Regions from separate parts of the Homo sapiens genome. Here region 2 is linked to region 1. Evidence: chromatin loops called from intact Hi-C (ENCODE). Cell type or tissue: CD4-positive, alpha-beta T cell. All regions are shown on one strand. Links, peaks and the distances in the headings refer to the core of each region. The heading gives the core; the rest is flanking DNA.

Region 1 (2,831 bases), core at 75-2,574:
CAAAACATAGGAATAGTAACCACCATCCCTGTGCTGGACATCTCACCTGTTTTCCTAAATGTTCCCCAGTCATGAGCAATTATATTGTACCTACAGTCTCCCTACCCTACTCCCCAACAAAGACTCAGGGTATCTTAAAATTTATCACAGATCCCATTCACACTTAAAACCTTACTTCACCTATACTTTGAGTTAATACAGGTTATTGTCCTCTGGCCTGAAAAATCTGTCTGTTATAACACTTATAACACTGCAGCTATATCCAGGTTGCAAGTCAGTTTAAACCAACTTTAGAAACAAGTTAAGTTTTATCTAGGCATGTGTCTGAGACTGTGCTCAAGCTCCCTTACTTGTATTCATGAAACTTTGTCAAATCTGTTCCTCACTGGCTACTTTATCTCACAAAAAGTTGGCCAATCGCTTGCTTGCTTGCTTGTTTTCAAATCACATTGAAGGAATCAATTAAGATTTTGGACTAAACATATAATAAATTTTGTTTAAATTGTTGAAGAATTTGGGAAAATAATCCTATTCAATGAGATTGTGTTTGTTTATACTTAATACCCCTTTTTGAAAATTGACATTATTAATTAAAATAATATCAACTTAATGTCTATTTAAATCACATAGAAATCGCCAGGTCATTTCTTGGTTATTAAATGCCATAAGAACAGTTTTTATTTTATGAAGGGAATAGTGTCAAGAACTATTTCACAGTATATTAACATTTAATCCTTGAAAAAAAAAGTCATATTCTCAATGAAAATTAGTGAAATAAGGAATCACAAGTGTGAAGTTACATATTATGTAATTTTTGTTCAAAAGTAAAACATATTAAGTAACTGCACTTTAAAGTCCCTTATCTTTAAATGGTACTTTAATGTGAGGATGCACAAAAAAAGAACCCTTTTCTGATCTTGTGAGGTTTCCACTTACAGATGATATAGATAAAGTACAGTCATATAAATTATTTGTAATTATTTCACTCATATAATTTTGCTCGGAAGCCATATCGTAGTCAGGCCTGGATTTTAATTCTCAATTCCACCATTTACTGAAAATCCCTTAACCTGTATTAACCTTAGTTTCTTCATCTGTGTAATAGCTACTATAAATAATATTACTTATCTTCACCTGGTTGAAATAAGAAAATCAGTGTGAAATAACCTCATAACCTTTACTCTGTGCAATTCTTTGTTATTTGAGCTTGCTGGTATCAATGCTAAGTCCAGCACAGTGATAAAAGTGATCCAGCTGAATCAGGTTCCTGCCTCTTTTCTACTCAACCAGGTTGATCTGGATTCCAGGCACATTGGCTGGGTAACAAGTGAACTTCCAGGAGGGGATAATCACATCATAAAAATTGAATTAAAAGGCCCAGAAAATACACTGAGAGTTCGACAAGTCAAAGTCCTGGGCTGGAAAGATGGTGAAAGCACAAAAATAGCTGGCCAGATTTCAGCCAGTGTGGCCCAGCAGAGGAACTGTGAAGCTGAGACTCTGCGAGTATTCAGACTGATTACGTCTCAAGTGAGTGTCCTTACAACATATTCTAGCACAGGATAATTGATGTAATATATTTTAAGAGTGTAACAAAATATTTTGTGAAACTTATTACAGAAATTTCTGGCTATAAATGTTGCCCATTTTTTCTTTTCATAGCCCTAAACACCTGAGTTCCATGTTGCATTTGTAATTAAGAAAAATAGTGGTGTATATTAGCAAGAGTAGCATATTATAAAACCTGCGGAATCAGCTAATGAGTCCTCTGGCCAATATAGTGTTAATGCCTGTCATTAATTCCTTCTCACATGCATATCTTCATCAGGTATTTGGAAAGCTCATCTCTGGAGATGCTGAACCTACACCAGAACAAGAGGAAAAAGCACTATTGTCATCACCTGAAGGAGAAGAAAAAGTATACAATGTATTTATTTGTATTCTAAAGATATTTATTTCCCTTTTTTATTCTTTTTTTCAGTGAAATAATTCATTTATTGCTGTATATTTTGATGGATATGTAATAACAGTTTTATGCAGTTCATATTTGTTCTTAGAAAGATGAAGGAACTATCTAAAAGAAATTCATTATTCATGTATAATCTAGCTAGTATTTTAAGTAACAGCAAATTTGCTCTATACCTTGGGTTTTTGCATTCATTTGTAATCATTTCTGTGCTATACCCCATCAGTTATCTTCTCCCTCCTCCATTGTCCCTGTCCTTCACAGTTCAGCTCAAAAGTACTGTCTTCTTCATGAAACTTTTTTACGATTTATCCTCTTCATGAAATTTGTTTATGATTTCCCCAAACAAAAGCAGTTTTCTCTCTGCTGGAGTTCATAATAATCTGTATGTGTCTCTTCTTCATTTTTCTCTTATGTTTATCTACATGGATGTTTTCTCTCTTCTACTGAACCATAGCTTCTTAAAGACCAAGTCCATGTCTAATTTGTCTTTGTATCCATCATGGTAGCATCACACACATGTTTAGTAAATTTTTATTAGAATAACTACTCTTTGTTACTGTTCTTGAAATTTCTTGCAAAAATACAGTTGCTTTACTTTTTCGGTCCTGACTAAAACACTATACCTAAAACTTTTGTACTTCATCCATTTGCAAAAAGAGAAGTCAACTCTGACTAGTCTCAATATTCTAGTGTCTTTAAATGCTACAAATAATCACCTTGGCAGCCCTTTGAAAGATAAATTTCAAGGATTTCCCTTGTCTCACCCTGTGTTTCTTAATACAGTAGTATCTAATCATTGTCCTGTTTTTGTTTGAGGTCTGAAAAAAATAAGATTTCTTAAATGCTGGTAACTTCTTTCAAC
Region 2 (2,831 bases), core at 125-2,624, 100 kb before region 1:
TTTACATTTACTCATTTAGTCTATAATACCTTCCTTTGATAGTATACTCTGCAGGATGCAGGAAAGTCTATAATGTGTAGATCCCCTTCCAAAGTTTACTAAAGAGTTCTCCCCTTTAAACTTACCTTTCCAATGAAAAGGAATACCAAAAGTTACAGGGTGCCTGGTATACAACTTTGGGAGTTCCCACAGGTCCTGGCTTAGAGATGAATATTTCTTTCTCAGAGAAGTTTGCAATTTTTGTTAGAATCATAAACTTCCATTTTTGTATCTATTTAGTCTCCCAAAATTCTGTAGCCAAGTTAGATTAGAAGTAGGCTTTGTAAATAAAAAGAGCGATTTCAACCCAAAGTAAGTTCTCTAATTCTCTCTAGTGAAAGTCTATAATTAGTATAGTTGCACATGTGTATGTGTACGTATTCAAATACTGAATGCTGTTACAAAAATATCACTGTATATATTCGTAGTATTCAATCTTAGGGTATAGACCATTTTCTTCAAATGAAGTTTTACTTGCAAATTCACAGGTAAGAGGAGAGAGGACATAGTCTGGTTGAAGAGGGGAACCATAAATTTACCTCTTCCTTGCACACCTATCTCTGCAGAATTTCTAGAGCTCTGTGTTGCATAGTTTGAAAACTGTTGATCTATAGAATTTCGATGAAATTTTTAGCATCTCTTTTCAAAGTCTGATGATTTATTCATACATTATGACTGATAAGACAAGCTTGTACTTCTGACATTATAAATTAAGTGGAAAGTATAGTTTCATATGGCTAAAGGAAGAAAATACTGTCAAGTGACATTGATTTGTGAATTTAGAATGATAAAATCTGGTTTTATTGTGAGTTAATCTCTCAGTAGAACATACCTTTAGGAATGTTTATATCCACTTATTAAATAAAGGTTATTTTATTAGACTTCTTAGAAACCTTTGGATGGTTTTGTTAAAGGTATACCAACTACTGATACAATTGCTTTTATTGTTCACAGGTTGATGGACTTAATTCTCTTCACTCTGTAAAAGCTAGTGCTAACCGATTTACAAAAACAAGTCAGGGCAGAAGTTGGAACACTGGGAACGGGTCCCCTGATGCAATCTGTTTTTCAGTAGACAAACCTGGAATAGTTGTGGTTGGTTTCTCTGTCTATGGAGGAGGTGGAATTCATGAATATGAATTAGAGGTGTTGGTTGATGATGTAAGTATCACCCTTTTAGTATTTATCCTGATTAGTGGGTTGTGTATCAGGATTTACCATTGTCATAGTATGTTCAGGGGTTTACTAGATCAATCACTGATGAATGACACTAAAGAAATTGAAAAAGACTGGCCACAGTGGCTCACACCTGTAATCTCAGCTCTTTGAGAGGCTGAGGCAGTTGGATGACTTGAGCACAGGAGTTCAAGGCCAGCCTAGGCAATATGGCAAAACCCTATCTCTACGAAAAATACAACGCACGCCTGTAATCCCAGCTACTCTGGAGGCTGGGGTGGGAGGATCACTTGAGCCCGGGAGGTTGAGGCTGCAGTGAGCCATAATCATGCCACTGCACTCAAGCCTGGGCAGCAGAGTGAGACCCGACCCTGTCTCAAAAAAAAAAAAAAAAAAAAGAAAGAAAAGAAATTGAAAAATAATGATTTTACCTGATTGTTTGTGTTCCATCTTTCCACCTTGGGTCACTACTGCTTCATATTTTTTGTACTTTCAGAAAGAGAAAGATTTAAAGTAGAATTAAAGACTAAAAGTGTTTAGCTAAGTCCCTGATGACAAGTCTTGAGTAGTTTTTTTTTTTTTTTATATTGTCATTTTTCAAGAAACACAATGTTGAGATGGACTATGTCATAGAGTACTAATGGGTGATTCTTAGTGAAGACACTATTTGTTGACTGATTGAGCTATATCTTTCTATATTCTCTAAAATTAAAGTACCTGAGTTTTATTAAAATGGGACAGATGGGGTAGCATGTAAATCATTGCCTATTAAATAGCAAGTCTATCTCTATCTCTAACTTGATTCCTTTCACTAGTTAATTTGAATTTATTCCCTACTTCATTAGGCTTTATAAATGTGAAGAAGTAGAAATAGTTTAAGTCATCAGATGAGAAAAGCTTATTTATGTTGTAGTCTTCTCAAGAAATCACATAAAAATGTATATAGTACCCCCAACTTTTTCTTTCATATGTATGGGAAAATACTAATGGCTAATTTTATATTCAAGAAAATAAATTTTAAAAATAATAATTATAAATCAAAATTGTTCATACAATAAAATTAAGAGTCTGTTGGAATTTTTGTGTTTCATTTTTTTTTTTTAGAGTGAACATGCAGGAGATTCAACTCATTCCCACAGATGGACATCTCTGGAATTAGTGAAAGGAACGTACACAACGGATGACTCACCCAGTGATATAGCTGAGATCAGACTTGACAAAGTGGTTCCTTTAAAGGTAGTTTCAACTGAATGTTTCTATTGTGAATAAGAGGTATTATTATGTAGTTAAAATAGTGAAGAGTATTCCATGAATTTTGTTTGTTACCTATAGCTATTTGTAAGTTATCCTTTATATGGTACTTAAATATTTATGGAGTACCTACTACGTACCTAATGTTGTACCACATTATATTATATTTTTGCATAATGTTTCTTAAAGTCAGGAGTAGTAGGAAGTTTTGTAGTCAAACAGACTTAGCTTTGGATACCTGCTGTTCCACATGCTGACTTTAAGACACTGGCAGATCATTATTTAACCACTTTGAGACTTATCTGTAGATTGGGAAGAATAATACCTGCATTGTAGTAGTATTGAGATTAAATAATGGAAATAAA

Evidence for each region. Peaks named below come from ENCODE experiments on the same cell type or tissue, not always from the same donor. Only the 100,000 strongest peaks of a DNase experiment are listed, where the experiment ranks them.
Region 2: a loop joins it to region 1, with 2.2 times the contacts of the local background. A loop is called at or near these places in 10 of 110 quality-filtered maps.

What each region holds. Positions count from the first base shown.
Region 1 is chr13:77,075,847-77,078,677 of GRCh38, reverse strand. MYCBP2 (MYC binding protein 2) reads left to right here. Exons shown (of 83, transcript NM_015057.5): 67 at 1,291-1,530; 68 at 1,829-1,927. MYCBP2-AS1 (MYCBP2 antisense RNA 1) reads right to left here. Exons shown (of 4, transcript NR_046716.1): 2 at 1,745-1,862. Among named protein-coding and RNA genes, the nearest start is that of MYCBP2-AS1, 1.7 kb to the right of the region's middle. In CD4-positive, alpha-beta T cell, for the core only: no CTCF peak of the experiment used is centred there; no DNase peak of the experiment used is centred there.
Region 2 is chr13:77,176,117-77,178,947 of GRCh38, reverse strand. It overlaps MYCBP2 (MYC binding protein 2), which reads left to right. Exons shown (of 83, transcript NM_015057.5): 35 at 994-1,200; 36 at 2,320-2,451. Among named protein-coding and RNA genes, the nearest start is that of MYCBP2-AS2, 96 kb to the right of the region's middle. In CD4-positive, alpha-beta T cell, for the core only: no CTCF peak of the experiment used is centred there; no DNase peak of the experiment used is centred there.